2 separate regions of the Homo sapiens genome follow, and region 1 is linked to region 2. Evidence: read pairs that join two places in POLR2A ChIA-PET (ENCODE). Cell type or tissue: Panc1. All regions are shown on one strand. Each heading gives the region's core, and the rest is flanking DNA. Links, peaks and the distances in the headings are about the cores only.

The links. Peaks named below come from ENCODE experiments on the same cell type or tissue, not always from the same donor. Only the 100,000 strongest peaks of a DNase experiment are listed, where the experiment ranks them.
Region 1: POLR2A ChIA-PET joins it to region 2 with 12 read pairs; 3 of 35 experiments call an interaction of 5 or more read pairs at or near these places.

The regions. Positions count from the first base shown.
Region 1 is chr6:131,841,071-131,849,410 of GRCh38, forward strand. ENPP1 (ectonucleotide pyrophosphatase/phosphodiesterase 1) reads left to right here. Exons shown (of 25, transcript NM_006208.3): 2 at 6,706-6,778. Among named protein-coding and RNA genes, the nearest start is that of ENPP1, 37 kb to the left of the region's middle. In Panc1, for the core only: no CTCF peak of the experiment used is centred there; a DNase peak (open chromatin) is centred at 3,331.
Region 2 is chr6:131,910,524-131,918,863 of GRCh38, forward strand. The region is part of intron 2 of CCN2-AS1 (CCN2 antisense RNA 1); the gene reads left to right. Among named protein-coding and RNA genes, the nearest start is that of CCN2-AS1, 13 kb to the left of the region's middle. In Panc1, for the core only: CTCF peaks have their summits at 4,828 (motif pointing right) and 5,043; DNase peaks (open chromatin) are centred at 4,013 and 4,848; H3K27me3 peaks cover 1,144 bases.

The sequences.
Region 1 (8,340 bases), core at 180-8,179, 69 kb before region 2:
GAGTGCATAAGAGACCAAGCATGCATGAACAACTGCTTGAGTGGACTTAGGAACTTTTTTTAGAAGAGATTCTAACTTCTGCTTTGAGCTTTTGTAATGCTCCAAAGTTCTTCAGGAATGTGTTGTCTTTGAATCTCCCTTTGAATATCTTGTAGAAGTTTCTTGGCACTGGATTTACTCAATAGGATCGAATCCCCATCCTCCAGCAAACGAAATCCCGTGAAGACTCCCAGCACCAGGCTGGTCTGAATCCTCACAGTTCTTTTTCAGAAAGCATGCAACTTTGGTCAAAGATCAGAGGACTGATAGGCAATGTAGTCAGCTGATTCATTTCAAATGGCACTTTCATACCGTCTGACACATTGGAATACCACATCCAGCAATCTACCATTTCCTAAACAAAATTTTGTGTGTATATTTGTTGTAGGTATCTTTTATGTAATGCAGACACAATGTCACTTAACAAACTGACTCTGTCAGCTTAGATGAGGAAAATTAGGGGATTTATGGTTTCTCCCCATTTATGTTTAATTAAATCACAGCTTGCTGATGTTCAGCTTAACGATTATTTGTTGAATGTTTACTTTGTGCAAGGCACCATGCTAGATGTGGAAAACACAGGGTTGAATAAATAAATCCATGCCTCTCGGGAACTCACAGTCTAGTCAGAGACAGACAAATCTTATGGAGCATGGTAAGAGCTGCAGTAACTAGGGGTGAGGGAAGACCTAGAGAAACATGGTGCTAGCATCTCCTCGGTGAGGAGGGTCTAGCAAGTCCAAGACCTCATTTCCCACCGGACTCATAACATAGCCTTCCACAATGATCCCAAGGGATCGTTCTGGGATTATTAAATCCAGTCCTGTCACTTTCATATTTCAGCGCCTGAACACACTCCACTGACCGCCCGCAGGCTGCCTCAGGACCCATTTGTTCCCTCCCTTTTCCCTCCAGCCCCTTCCCTTCCCACTCCTACCTGCCTCCTTTACACTCTGCCTGCCTAGGTTCAAATCTTGCTGTGGATGCTTATCAACCCCCGGTCCTTGGCAAGTTACTAACCTCTGTAGCTCACCTTCCTTAAACTGTGTTAATCGTAATCTGTCTTGTGATGTTATAGTTTGGATTAAATGATTTAATATAAAACTCTTAGAAAAGTGCCCGGCACGTAGGAATTACTAGAGAAGTGACAGCCATGATTGTTGTTGTTATTTTCTCCTTCCCAGGCTGGTGTTGTCTTTCCTACCTCTGTGGCTTTGCATGAAGCACCATGGCGTATATATGGTCACCACTATGTCATTTCTTAGGTTGCTTCTAACTATGTCATATCTTTATCATCAGCCTATGGCATCATTCCAGAGTTGTTGTTGCCTTTATTAGATTTATAAACTCTGACATTAGGACTTCACTGCAAATTATTTTTTTTTTTTGTATTTCCCCACAGAATCTAAATACATTGCATCTTGCAGATACTCAAACCTTTGTTTACTGACAGAGGGAGAGGTCCCTTTTTCTCCAAATCTCTCTTTGTAAAGCCTTTTGAAACCCTTTTCTTCTTTTCTGCTCTCCACTGTGTTGTTAGTATGTTAGCATTTTTTACATGTTTCTACTGAAGTCCATTGCAATCATTCGTTCTAATGCTTCCCCCGGCCAACTTCCTTTGTTTCTCTGTAAGGGTAGGAGTTGTTTTATTTGTATCTCTGGTCTTTAGTACAGGGACTGCACATTGTGGACACTCGTATTTCAATGAATGCCTGATACAGAAAGAATAATACACATGATATTAATGCCATTGTATTTGAGGGAATTGGTGAGGGAAAAAAATTTTTTTTTTAGTATTTCTTTTGACTCACTAAATGTCTAAGAACTAATGATTTAGTTAACTAAAGAAGCAGGAAACTCCAAATATTCCAAAAACTTTGCTTTTACTTTCTGTCTCCCAGTTTCTTGTTTTCTAAGATAAGATGTATTTCTATGGTTTCTTAGAAAATATTAAAATTTGAAAAATACCTAAATTGTTATGGAGATTAAAATGGATGGTAGATTATGATATTGATGAGTTAAACTGCTTTGACAGGAAAATTCAAACTAAATTAGGTTTCACAGCTCTGAAAATTATTGAAGGGGAATTTCCTACTAAAAATCATTCTGATTAGGTGTTTTGTAACAAAGTAGTAGATATTCTAAATTTCATCTTTTATGGATGTGACTGTCAATGAGAAATGATCATTTCTATTGTCATACTTTTGTTTCAGTTCTATGCTATGCCTCATCTTATAAAAGGTAAATCAAGAACTTCTTTTTAATAATGAAGAGGTGATTTTTAAAAGTCAGCATGTGTCTTCAGCTACTTAACAAGAGGATAAAGAGCTATATATAAACCATGTGTATTTTAAACCAATGGTTACCATTTAAATGCTTGCTTACCACCTAGTCTTTCCATAGTAGTTTTCCTGTCCATCTAGTTCTTCTACTCATATACTCATATCCAATTTGTCCTGCCCCTTTCAGCCATTCCACCCATGCCTTAATTCTCTTATCCCCTTTTGTATTCTGTTTTCCCCACCTTTCCCTCTCCCAGGGCATGTCGTCTTTTTTTTTTTTTTCCCCCATTTTCCCACTTCCACTCTTAGAATTTCAGGCCATTCAAGTTTGTTATATTCCATGATTTCAGATTAAGCTGGGCTCCCAGAGCTGGAGGGTCTTTTTACTCTTCCCTCGTTGACAGTCTTTGTTGTCGCCACTGGTTTGTTGCCATCTTTCACATGGGATGCCCTAAGCCCTCTCTATTCCTTCCACACTCCCACCCAGATGCTTCTTACTTGGCCAAGAAGATTGAAGAGGTTCCTCATCAGCTGTTTCTAGCTTCCTGTTGCTATACCTTAGTTTGTTTTGTGTGTGTATGTGGTGTTTTTGTGTGTGTGTGTATATCTTCCTCTCAGCCTTCTGACATGCCTATCTCTGAGCCTAACCCTCTGAGAGTATTTTATTGTATAAGTAAAATATGACTTGTTCAACCAGCTTCCTTAAAATGAGCTTAGGTTGTTCCTAGTTTTTTTGTTCATTTGTTTTATGAATACAGTTTTGAAATAAACACCTTGGACAACTATTTTGGCCACTTGTGAGAGTACAGTTAGTACTAGCTTTGCATGATTCTCTGACATGCACAAATTTCAGTTACCACAGTTTAATTAAATAAAACCAGCTCCCAACAACATAGTTCAAATTTCATTTACCAAGATATATTAACTGTGAGTAATTGCGTAAAGTACAAACTTTGCTGCTAGCTCATCAGTCCACAAATCACTGTGCAAATAGCAAGTGCAAGTTATGGTCAGTGACCAATTGCATCATTTCTTTCAAAATCTGCCAGTGATTAGCCCATAGGCATCTTTTAGTCAGTTCATGCACAGACAGCAAAAGCATGTAGTTGTGTTGTTGCTTTGCCTCTCAGAGGTAAACCTATATGACGTTTTCAAAAAGTGGATAATTGAAAAAGTGAATGAACTGATGAAGAATGAAAGTAAAGAAAAGAAAGGAGGTAATAATGCTGGAAGTGAAATTGAAGTCAAAGTAAATGGAGTTATGGAAGAAACAGCTAACCGTGGGAATGCTAACACTGCCATGGTGCAATAGACTCCAGATATGAAGCCAGAGGAGTCTAGTGAAGCTGAATTTTTTGACATAAATGAGGAGAGTGGTTGTGAGAAAAAGAATGAAGATATCCCAGAGGGAGTGACACTGCCACAAAACTTCCTCTTGGAGACATTTCATAATGTTGAAGGTGCAAAGCTTATGTGAAAACATTGGAAACTGATCTAAACTTAGAAAGGAATATGGAATATGACAATTCTCCAAGGCACAGAAAATATTCTCACTCTGTATTGTGAGTTATGTGATAGATGAGAAGAAGGTAAGTACTGTTTGGACTATTCTAGATAAGTTTACAGATAAATACAATTTCAATTCTTCATGGTTTTTTTTTTTTTTTTTTTTTTTTTTTTTCCTTGAGACAGAGTTTCACTGTGTCGCCCAGGCTGGAGTGCAGTGGTGCGATCTTGGCTCACTGCAACCTCTGCCTCAGCCTCCCAAGTAGCTGGGATTACAGGAGCCTACCACTGCACCTGGCTAATTTTTGTATTTTTGGTAGAGACGGGGTTTCACCATCTTGGCCAGGCTGGTCTTTAACTCCTGACCTCGTGATCCACCTGCCTTGGCCTCCCAGCGTGCTGGGATTATAGGCATGAGCCACCGTGCCTGGCCAATTCTTCATGTTTTTAATGTTTTAAATTATAATACACTAAATATAGATGTTTTACTATGTTTTATTTTCTTATACATTTATAATTGACAGTAAAACAGTTTTTGTTGTTGTTTTGGCTTGTTTTTTTTTTTTTTTTTAATTTTTTTTGAGCATCTTGCTCTGTCGCCCAGGCTGGAGTGCAGTGGTGCGATCTGTGCTCACTGCAACCTCCGCCTCCCGGGTTCAAGCGATTCTCCTGTCTAAGCGCCCCCGAGCAGCAGGGATTATAGGCGTGCATCACCATGCTGGGCTAATTTTTTGTATTTTTAGTAGAGATGGGGTTTCACCATGTTGACCAGGCTGGTCTCAAACTCCTGGCCTGAAGTGATCCCCCCACCTCAGCCTCTCAAAGTGCCTGGCCGTTTGTGATGTTTTTGATAGATATTTTTAGAGATTATCTTTCCATATAGTTGTGTCAGTTTACACCACCATCAGAAGTTTAGGAGAATCCATTACTATTCTCTTCTGATACCTTGTTCTGCTTATTTGCCCTTGTTGACTTGCTCAAGCTCTTCCTCTGATACCTCCTTATTTTAAGGAATATACACACACACACAAAGAAAAACACATGTTTTTGCATCCTTAAAGAAGGCTAACCTTTTGCTTTCTTTGCAAAAACTCTTCCTTTCTTTTATCCATTTTATTTTGAAGTAAGTAAGACCTGCTGCCTCACTTTCCTTACCATTCACTTCCTCTTAAGTCTTTGCAGTCACTTGACAGTAGGCACCTCGAGAGCAGAGGTCATGTCTGTTTTATTACTGAATGTCCAGTACATAGTCCGTACTCAATACTCTTCATCTGAAGGAATGAATTCTTATAAAAGCCTCCACCAACCATCTACTTGGTCCTATTCACCCATTCCTCCTGTCTCTATTATCTCTTCACCTTAGCTTTCCGGAAATACTACACCATCTTTCCATACCTCCACCCATTGTCCATTCCCGTTTGCATTTTCTTGGTTTCAGCTAAGATAGGCTGTTCATTATTTATCTGCCACCTTCCATGTGCCTGCCTTCGTGGAACCCTTCTTTATGCTGCCCTTTCTCCTAGAAGTTTGCTGTGTTCTGTCCTCTCTTTCCTTCCTCCAGTTCCACCTGGCAACATCACGCCATCATTTCCCCCCCATTCAGAGCCATGCCAAAAGCTTGCTCTAGGAAACTCTTTCTGATCTCCCTCTCCCTAACCACCCCAACCTTTCTCCTTCTTTAAACAACTGTAGAACTTTGCAGGCGGTTTGTAGGGCCTACCAAATATGGGCCACTGATGTGCTGTTTTTAACTTCTCCTACCCAAGTAGAAACCCCTTGAGCTATCTCTTATTTTTTCCTTCAGTGTATAACAGTCTTTGCGCATCATTGGTACTCAATTAATATTTTATTGAGGTGCCCTGTAATCTGACATTCCAGGGAGCTTTCAAGGAAACTTTGTCACACTAAAAAAAATTGAGGATTGTTTTGTGGGTTATTCCGCTCCTTTGTCTTCTAACTCACAGAAGTTCTGTCATGGTTCTTAGGGGTTGTAGGGTGTGTCCACTTATTTTAAAATGTCAAAGACCAGAAGAGTGGAGAATGGGAAAGTGGCAAAGTGTTAGCACTGGAAAGATGTTTAGAGATCACGTAGTCCAACCCTTAAATTTTATAGATGAATAAACTGGTATCTAGAAAGCTTAAGTGACCTGCCTGAAATCACACAACTAGTTTGTGGTAACACTTGGTCCAGGAGGTTGTCAGCTGACCCTCTTCAGGGCTCGTTCCCACAAGGTACCACAGTACATGTGAGGATGTTAGGTTTGGGTTTGTGTAGAACTGTTAAAAGAGGCATATAATATTCCACATATTGCCTTTAATGGATTGATACATAGGAAATCCAGACTCTGTAAATAGTTTTCTCTCTCTTTCCCTTAATAATTATAATTTTTATGACTAATTCATTTATACTAACTAGGAGAGTTTCTAATTACATTAACATTGGATGGTATAGAATGGTTGGTTGACATTTGAGTAAACTTTTTATTAAAGTATAAAATACAGAAATGTATACAAATCACAAGTGTATAGTTGGAATTTTCAAAAAGTGAACACATCTACGTGACTAGCCCCAGACTGGAAAAAAGAACAGCACCAAAAAGTTTAGAAACATTTAAAGCAATAAAACATTTGGAGAAATAAAAGGATTTTAAAACTATATAAGGCCAGGCCTAGTGGCTCTTGCCTATAATCCCCCCACTTTGGGAGGCTGAGGCAGGAGGATCCCTTGATGCCAGGATTTCGAGGTTACAGTGAACTATGATCATGCCACTGTACCCTAGCCTGGGTAACAGAGTAAGACACTATCTCTAAAAATAAAAAATAAGATAAAATATTTTTTAAAAAAGAAACCATGTAATTTTCTCTTTTCTCCCTACAGGTATTGTCAGTATGTGTGTTAACAACAATACTTGGTTGTATATTTGGGTTGAAACCAAGCTGTGCCAAAGAAGGTAATTAGGTGTGTGTGTGTGTGTGTGTGTGTGTGTGTGTGTGTGTATGTGTGTGCACAGCCTTATTAAGAATGTGATTGAGGTAAACATTATCTCCTATTCCTATGGGTACTCCATAGATATTGTCAATTCAACGCTGGCTTGAGCCTTTTTCCTGAAGTTCTTGTATTATATTAGTCATATAAAGTTCTACTTACAAAACATGGCCGGGGGTTCTGATGCTGTTGTCCTGGAGCCCATGCTCCCTGACTTCCTCCAGGGACTCAGAGGACATTCTTTACTGCTCTTTTACCCTAAGGAGTTAGTTGCTGAAGCAACCCTGTAGGTTACTAGGTGACAGTTACCATCCCTGGGCAACCAGAAACCTGTCAGTATGTGCTCTTAAGGTTCTAAAATTGCAGACATTGGTTGTTTCAAAGCCACAATGATATTTTTTTAAACTTCTAGATATATTTTTCTTTCCATCAATTGCAGAAATCTATCCAGCATTGACAAGATTATAATAAATAATTAAACTGGATCACAGTAAATCGTAGTGGTTATTATCTTGTCTTTGAGGTAGTTCCCCCCCCATCCTCTCGCAATAAAATCATTGATGGTCATTCTAGAGAATTCAGCTTTGAAAATTGAACAGGTTCTTCTGTTTGGCTATTCTGTGATTGTAATATTAATTATTTAAAAAATTTTTAGTGATTATTAAGCTATCATGTACTGTTGAAAAGTAGTAATTTTATGTATCAGTAAACTATTCAGAACACATGTATCTAAGTTTAACTGAAGTAAACAGTTACAGACTTTAGTGTTTACCTATGTCATCTTTTAGCATGAAGTGATTCACTCCTGAGTTGACACATACAAATTAAAAATGAAAAATAACAATTTTAATCCAAGCCCAACATAGTATGCATCATATTTTTAAAAATTATTAGGTGCATATTAATGAGCTCCAAGTAATAGCTATTATTCCAATAGACTTCCCTGACCCCCACTCCAGGTCAGGAAAGTTCGTATTTCTGACACTAGAAATTATTATTGTTACTTCATCTTCTTAAAATTGCCTGATTTCCCAGTGTCAAATGAGAGGTAAATTCCATGGCAGTGTCTTTTTGGGTCAGAACACCATTAAAGTCAAGAACTAAGATTATTTCTTTTTTGTTGTTGTTGGATGTCCCTTATTTTCCATGTGTTCCTTTTTTTCTTTTTTTCTCATTGTCCTAATTTTCTAGCTCTCCAGTGAAACCTGGCTTATTCAAGGTATCTAGTAATGAACTTCAACAGTAAAAAACTGTCATGAAAAGTACTTTCCTCCCATGTCTACCATTTATTCATTTAGCAAAAATGTGCTAATCTCAACTATATGGCATGCACCTGGCTGGGTTTTAGGGAGACAGTATGCTGGGCAAAGCCAGATGTGGTCTTGGTTTGCCGTCTAACTGGGATATTAACCAAATAACCTAGTTACGTGTGGAATTAAGTAATTGAGGGGAAGGACAAGGTTTTATATGAGCTTAAAAAAATGGAAATCAGGCCTAGCTGGGGAGTTAGGAAAGCTTTTTAGAGGG
Region 2 (8,340 bases), core at 166-8,165:
TTGTTGTGCCAAACACTGGGATTTCAAAGATGACATTGGTGTGGACCCAGGTTTGATATCTGATAGAGGGATATAGACATGTAAATCATTAAATCAAATTTAGTAAAGAGTTGTAAGTGTAATAGAAACCATCTGTGTACTACAGTATAAGAATTACGGCATAAAGAAAGCAGTAAAGAGATTCAGCAGGAGTATAATTAATATATTGGATTCCTGTCTTTTTTTTAAATTAATTATTTCTTTTTTTTTTTTTTTTTTGAGACTGAGTCTCGCTCTGTTGCCCAGGCTGGAGTGCAGTGGCACGTCGGGTCACTGCAAACCTCCCGCTCCTGGGTTCAAGCGATTCTCCTGCCTCAGTCTCCTGAGTAGCTGGGATTACAGGCATGAACCACCACGCCCGGACTTCCTGCCCTTTGAATTTACCAAGAAGAGGTAATTCGATCATGCATAGCACACAAATATATTAATTGTCAAAGCGCATCCTCTCTCTATTCTTGTGAGTTGGATTTTTTTTTAAAAAAGACTTTCATTTTGAAATAATTACAAATTCACAGGAAATTGCAGAGATGGATAGTACAGAGGTTCTGTGTATCCTTTACCTGGTTTCCCCAGTGATTACATCATCAAAACCAAGGAGTTGATTGACAATGATAAAAAGCATGTGCATAATTCTATGTCCTTTTACCATATGTTTAGATTTGATAAGCACCACTTCAATCAAGATATATAACTATTTCATTACCACAGGGATCTTCCAGGGCTACCGCTTTACAATACTACTAACCTCCTCCCTCTAGCATCGTTAAACCCTGGCAACTGTTCATCTATTAAAGGATGACATTGGCACTGGAGATGACATCTAATAAAGAGACACAGAGAAGTAAATCATGCAAATCTAATGCAGAGAATAAACTAAGCTTGTAACCTGTAATAGCTTGTAGCTTCAATGTTATATAAATGAAATCATTCAGTATGTGACCCTTTGAGATTGGCTTTATTCCCCCCAATTAGTGCACTTTCCTGTAATCAAGCCAAGTTGCTGTGTATCAATAGTTTATTGCTTTTTTACTGCCGAGTTATATTTCTAGTTTGGAGGTACACAGTTTGCTGAATCACTCACCTATTGTAGGACATTTTCAGTTATTTCCAGTTCTTATCTGTTACATATAACACTGCTATGAACAACTATATGCAGGTTCTTTTATGGACTTAAAGTTGCATTTCTCTGAGTTAAATGTCCAGGAGGATGATTGCTAGGTTGATTAGTAAGTGAATGTTTATTTCTTTTTGAGAAACTGCCAAACAGTTTTTCAGAGTGGCCATAACACTTAACATCACCACCCGCGATGTGTGAAACATCTAGTGTTTCCATATTCTTACAGGCATTATTTTTCATTATTGTCATTATTTTTCATTGATTTGATTTAATAGGCATGCAGTGATAGCTCATAGTGATCCTAATTTGCATTTCACAATTGGATTAGGTGTTGCATATGTTTTCATGTGCTTATTTGACATTTATGTATGCTTTCTGGTGAAATACTTCATCACGTCTTTTGCCATTTTCTAAGTGAATAGTTTAACTTTTTACTGTTGCAGATTGAGAGTGTTTATGAATTCTAGACATGACTCCTTTATCAGATATGTGGTTTGCAAATATTTCCTCTTAGTCTGCGGCTTGTATTTTCACATCTTTACTGGGTCTTCTGCAGGACAAACACTTTTAATTTGGATGAAGTTTAATTTATCATTTTTTTTTTCTTTTATGAAGCATGCTTTTGGTGTCATGTCTAAGAACTCTTCGTCAAACCCCAGGTCCTGAAAATGTTTGTCTATGATTTCTTCTAAAGTTTTATAGTTTACATTTTACTTTAAAATCTATGATTCAAAAATTTGAGTTAATTTTTATATAATGTGTGAGATTTAGGTCAAGGTTCACATTTTTACTTATGAATATACAATAGCTGCAGGACCGTATATTGAAAAGGCTATCTTTCCTCCATTGCAATGCTTTTTGACCTTTGTTAAGACTCAGTTCAGTGTATTTTCTTAGGTGTACTTCTGGGTTCTTTATCCTGTTCTATTGATTTATGTCACTGTCCCTCCATCAGTACCATGTAACCTGTTTACTGTGTCGGCAAAGTAAGTCTTGAAATTGGGTAGAGTGAGTCTTCCCACTTGATTCATCTTTTTCAAAATTGTTTTTAGCTATTCTAGTTCCTTTGCCTTTCCATATACATTTTATCTTATTTTATTTTTGAAACAAGTTCTCACTCTATCACCCAGGCTGGACTGCGGTGGCATGATCACTGTTCAGTGCAGCCTCAGCCTCCCAGGATCAGGAGATTCTCCTGTCTCAGTCTCCTGAGTGACTGGGACCACAGGTGTGGACCACCACACCCGGCTAATTTTTTTTTTTTTTTTTTAATTCTTAGAAACAGGGTCTTACTCCGGGCGCAGTTCCCTGTAATCCTAGCAATTTGGGAGGCCAAGGCGGGCGGATTTTCTGAACTCAGGAATTCAAGACCAGCCTGGGCAACATGGTGAAACCCCGTTTCTACTAAAATACAAAAAATTAGTAGAGCATGGCGGCATGCACCTGTAGTCCCAGCTACTCGGGAGGCTGAGGCAGGAGAATTGCTTGAACTCGGGAGGTGGGAGGTTGCAGCAAGCCGAGATGGCGCCACTGCACTCCAGCCTGGGAGACATTGAGACTCCGTCTCTAAACAAACAAACAAACAAACAAACAAACAAACAAACAAACAAACAGGGTCTTCCTACTTTGCCAAGGCTAGTCTTGAACTCCTGGGCTCAAGCACCCTCCCAGCTTGGTCTCCCAAAGTGTTGGGATTACAAGTAAGAGCCACTGTGCCCAGCACCATATAAATTTTAGAATAATCTTGTCTTTGTCCTTATCAACAAAATTTCTTGCTGGGATTGTGCTGGTAATTGCAATAAACTTATGTATCAATTTGGGGAGAACTGACATCTTAACAGTGTTGAGTTGTCTGATCCATGACCACAGTATGTCTCTCCATTCATTTAGATTTTTGATTTCTTTCATTGCTATTTCGTAGTTTTTGGCTTGTTTTTATTAGATTCACACTCAAGAATATTTTTAGCAATTGTAAATGCTACTGTATCTAAAATTTTACCTTCCACATTTCCATTGCTAGTATGTAGAAATACAATTAGTTTTTGTTCTAGGAGGGTGTTTTGGTGGATTCCTTGGGACTTTTGTAGATAGACAATCATGCTCTCTACAAAAAGGGACAGTTTTATTTTTCTCTTTCCAATATGCATACCTTTTATTTCCTTTCCTTGCTTTATTGCACTGGCTAGAACTTCTAATACCATGCTGAAAAGCGGTGGTAAGTGGACATTTTCGCCTTGTTCCTGATTCTAGCAAGAACGTATTGTCTTTCGTCGTGAAGAATGATGTTAGCTGTAGGGTATTTTTTTGGGAAGGGGGGGTTGATATTAGTATGCTCTGTTTTTAGAAACAAATGTAACATCTGAATTTGTCCACCACTCTAAGGCTCAAGAAACTCCACTTTATTTAATTTTTCTCAATCAAGTTAAATCAGAATGTTAGTTGTTATGTTTACGAAGTTTCCATTTTTGTATTAAATAGTAGTTATTTTATTTTAATTTTTAATAAAAAACAGAAATTTTTATTGGCTCACATTTCTGGAGGCTGAAAAGTCCAATATCATGGTGCCAGTGCTAATGAGGGCTTTTGTGCTATGTCATCCCATAGAGGAAGGTGAAGGGCAAGAGAGGGCAAGTGAGAGAGGAATGAACTAACCTTGTCCTTTTATAACAAACCAACTCCCTAGATAATGGCCTTGATCCACTCTTGAAGGTGGAGCCCTCCTGGCCTAACTACCTCTTTAATGGTCTCACCTCTTAACACTGTTGCATTAGGGATTAAGTTTCCAATACATGCCTTTTGGGATACACATTTAAACCATAGCACATGTGACGTTGAGCAGGTGACTCACAAAAGAGTCATGCTAAGTAGTAGTTATTAAAACACACACACACCTAGAAAAAATAATAAATAATACAAAGAAAAATTTTCACTCCTGGTAAAAATTTTTAATACCCATATTAGCATATTCATAAATAACTGTAAATTTCACCTTGTTGTTATCATATGAAAAGTGGTGATCACATTAATAATTAGCCCATCAATAACTTTAAAATATCTTTTGTGCCTTCTTTTGAGTGTTTTTTCTTTCTTCTCATAATGAAGTCCTCTTTCCTTGTGAAGTAAGAAAAGTAAGTCAGCAACTATATTTAGCTCTTGTAATTATGTTTTTGTATAATAGACAATGCAAAGTCTTTTAAATATTAGAGCTCAGTGAAGTATCATCCTTGGATATTTTTAGTTTAGGAAATGTTAGGGATATTTGATGTAAGTAAGGAGTGCCCATGAACTAGATATGCAGATGCCATGGGAATTTTGGGGGAATCAAGATGTTGGCTTGGGTGTTGGAGTATCCATTGGGATCTTTGAACACTGAGAGGAGCATCATATGGGGAGAAATGCCTTCCCTTGTACCTCAGGGGTCACTGAAGTCTGGGCCAATCAATGGGACCTTCACCAGTCACGTGAAAGCTCTCAGAATGACTGGCGATGGCTGCAGCTGCCACTGGGGACATTTCTCTGAACTGCCTAGACTGTCATTTTTTAACAGCTTCTGTCTTAACAACTGTAGTGACACCGGAGGACCAAGAACTGGATGTTACAGCTGCTTAGGGTTAAATTTGTTCTTGAGATACAATTTGTCCTTGAGTGCTACATCTCTTTGCCCAGCAGGTGGCAGTAAGCGATTACGAGACATATGGTAACAAGCATCAGCGTAAGAGACTTTGGAGTATACTCAGGGCTACTTGGAAGGATTAACTCTTCAACATTCTGCGAATCTGAATTTAGCTTTCAATTTAGATATCAACTGTAATACTGTTTTATTGGGTGCCTCTAAAATGGTGAAGCGGTGCATACTGTTTGAGCGTAAACAGATTTTACAGCAGAGCTGCTTCAGTTGAATAGGGGCATAAGACCTGGAGGCTACCTACTCAGTGCCATCTTCCCCAAATACAGCAGACCATTGAGTCTTTGAAGACCCTGCTTTGGCTCAGCTTCTCAGTGGATCAACAGACCTGTAATTCTTACTAGTCACCTCGAATTCAGCATATTCAAACCAAGCAGTGGTGTGCAGGGGCCAGCCTTCACCTACTTAGAAGAGTCCATTGATAAATTGTCAGAGGTTTTGCAAGCTGGTTAACTTCACATTGGTAGTTTGAAAGTATCCACAATGGAAGCATTTACAATAGAAGTCGTGTAATTCTACTAACAAAGATCTCCCCTCACCTCCAGCTGTTTATTCAATATTTATTAATATTACACTGATCTAAGCACACTTGCTTTCTCCCTGAACAACATCTCTTTTCCTGCCTATATATCCCATCTGATACGGTTTGGATTTGTGTCCCTGCCCAAATCTCATGTCGATTTGGAGGAGGGGCCTGTTGGGAGGTACTTGGAGCATGGGGTGGATTTCCCCCTTGCTGTTCTCATCATACTGAGTGAGTTCTCATGAGATCTGATGATTTAAAAGTGTGTGGCACTTCCCCCTTAGCTCTCTCTCTCATGCCACCATGTGAAGAGGTGCTTGCTTCCCCTTCACCTTCCGCCATGACTGTAAGTGATTAGGTTTGACTGTGTCCTCACCCAAATCTCATCTTGAATTGTAGCTCCCATAATTCCCACAAGTTGTGGGAGGGACCCAGTGGGAGATAGCTGAATCATGGGGCGGTTTCCTCCTTACTGTTCTTGAGGTAGTGAATAAGCCTCATGAGATCTGATGATTTTATAAGGGGTTTCCACTTTTGATTGGCTCTCATTCTCTCTTGTCTACCACCATGTAAGATGTGTTTTTTGCCTTCTGCCATGATTGTGAGGCCTCCCCAGCCACATGGAACTCTAAGCCAATTAAACCTCCTTTCTTTATAAATTGCCCAATCTTGGGTATGTCTTTATTAGCAGTGTGAAAACAGACTAATACAGTAAGTTTCCTGAGGCCTCTCAGTCATGTTTCCTGTTAAGTCTGTGGAACTGTGAGTCAATTAAACCTCTTTTCTTCATAAATTACCCAGTCTCAGGTAGTTATTTATAGCAATGTGAAAAGAGACTAATACACCATCAATCCCCAAACCTCTCATTATCTCACTTCACAAAGCTCAGTCCAAACTGTTCTTCCTCTGCAGTGACACTGAACTTGGCCACTCTCCCACCATCACCTCTTCTTCCCTTGCCTCTGGTTTCCTAAAGCACTTTGTTTCTGTCACAGGGTAAAATACTCTTATTTTATAACATGTGTTTCACAAGAACCTGGTGGCTAGACATTAGCCTCTGTGTTCCTAGAGGGGACTTTGAGGCCCGTGTCTGAGACTTCATGGTAACCTCAGTGGCTATGGTAGATTTTGGCACATGGTAGATAGATGCTCATTAAATGGTTGTGGTTTCTGTTTTTACCACAGAATAACTTTCCAATTCTTTTTTGTTCCATGATCTGACCCCAACCAGCCTATTAACATTACCTTTTAATTATTCATCTTCATGGTATTTGCTAGATTTTTCTCAAGCTGTCGCCCTTGGTTTGCCCCATATCCACCTCACATCTTCTCTCTCCATCTTTGTGTGTACTCTTCCCTCCTCATGGGCGGCCTTTCACGTTTCCTTTAGGGTCTTGCTCAAATGCCATTTTCTCTGTGAAGCTGTTTTCTCCTTTTCCTTCTGATTCTGCCACTCTAAGTAATCAGATCTCTACAGTCTTGCATCTGTCCACCAACTTCTAAAATTCTGTGAAAAGGGGAAACTAAACTCATCTACTGTGGTTAACCAGACCACAAAGAGGAATGCTGGCGTTCATGAAGAATATTCTGAGAGCCTTGTCAAAGTCACTCTGTTGTCCAGGCCAAACAGAGGAGTGTGGATGATAGAGATTTCGGATGTGGCTTGTGAAAGGGAGGAGGGCAAGGCTGGCAGAGGTGGAGTTCTGTCTATTTAAAGTAGTTGTCTGTTTAGCAGTGCACCCTGGAGGAGACAGGGCTGTCTGTGCTCTGGGCCATATCAAAGGTGCCCTCAACACCCCACAGTTCAGGTCTGTTAGCTTTCCTCATAAAACCATGTTTGGAGAGATGGCTTTTCAGAAGGAATTTTGGCTTGAAACTGGAAGAAAGCATGCCTGAAAATTTAATTGGGAAGTAAGGGTATATCAAGGGGGGAAAGGCAGCAGCTTTGAAGTGGAAAATATCTTGCAAAGAGTAAAAATAGTGGCTTTTAAGTGGCATATGAGGAGGTTCGGTGGCCAGCCCTTTCATTAGCTGACTTCCTGTGCCCCACTGGGACTGTCCTCTGAGGGCTGATTGCTGCCTTTGATGCCTCTAACCAGCTGGTGTCACTACTCAGGCCGAGGATTTCAGGAAGACAGGTAGCTTAGCAAAGAGGAAGAGAAGGTTTGTTTCATGAAAGCTGATCTACCAAACACCATCTGGCAAGGGATTAATAACCAGAATATATAAGGAGCTCAAACAACTCTATAGGAAAAAATCTAATAATTTGATTAAAATACAGGGCAAAGGATCTAAATAGACATTTCTCAAAAGAAGACATACAGATATGGGGGCAAGTGGGGGAATGCAATATAGCTGGCTAGACATAGCCCAATAGACACAGCCAGGTGGAACAGCTCCCACAGAGGGACCCAGATAACTGGCATGCTTCTAACAGATCCTCAGAGGCAAGGCACTGAGAGTGGATGGAGGGAAGACACAGAAGCTGGGCTGGAGGGGAAGAAACCTGGGAACACTGCCTGGGGATACTGCTCACTGGGACTGATTTTTGGACCACAACAGCTCCAGGAGAATGGGTGACTTGAACTGGCAAGGAGCAACCTGCTCTCTCCACGGGCCTCTGGAACCCCGGCAAGAGAAGATCCCTTGATCACCATGGACACTCAAGTTGGCAAGAAGAGCTCCTTAGAGAAGTCGTGGGAGGGCAAGCAAGCTGATGTGGAGCCAGGACGATTTGATGTGGGAGCACCTGCAGTGGAGCACAGCCAGGGAGAGCCATCTCCCCAGGCCTGACTTGCTCCCATAGGAGACTTTAGCCCTAGGGGAACTGTCCATCCTGATCTCTGCAGGGTGGTCTTGTCCATCAGACAGGGCTGATTCGACCTGAGCACCCCTTGGTCTGCTGGCCTTTCTGGGGTCCCAGCCTGGCCAGACCTGCTTGCAGGGCAGTCTTGGGTGCCCTGGAGGCCACGCCAT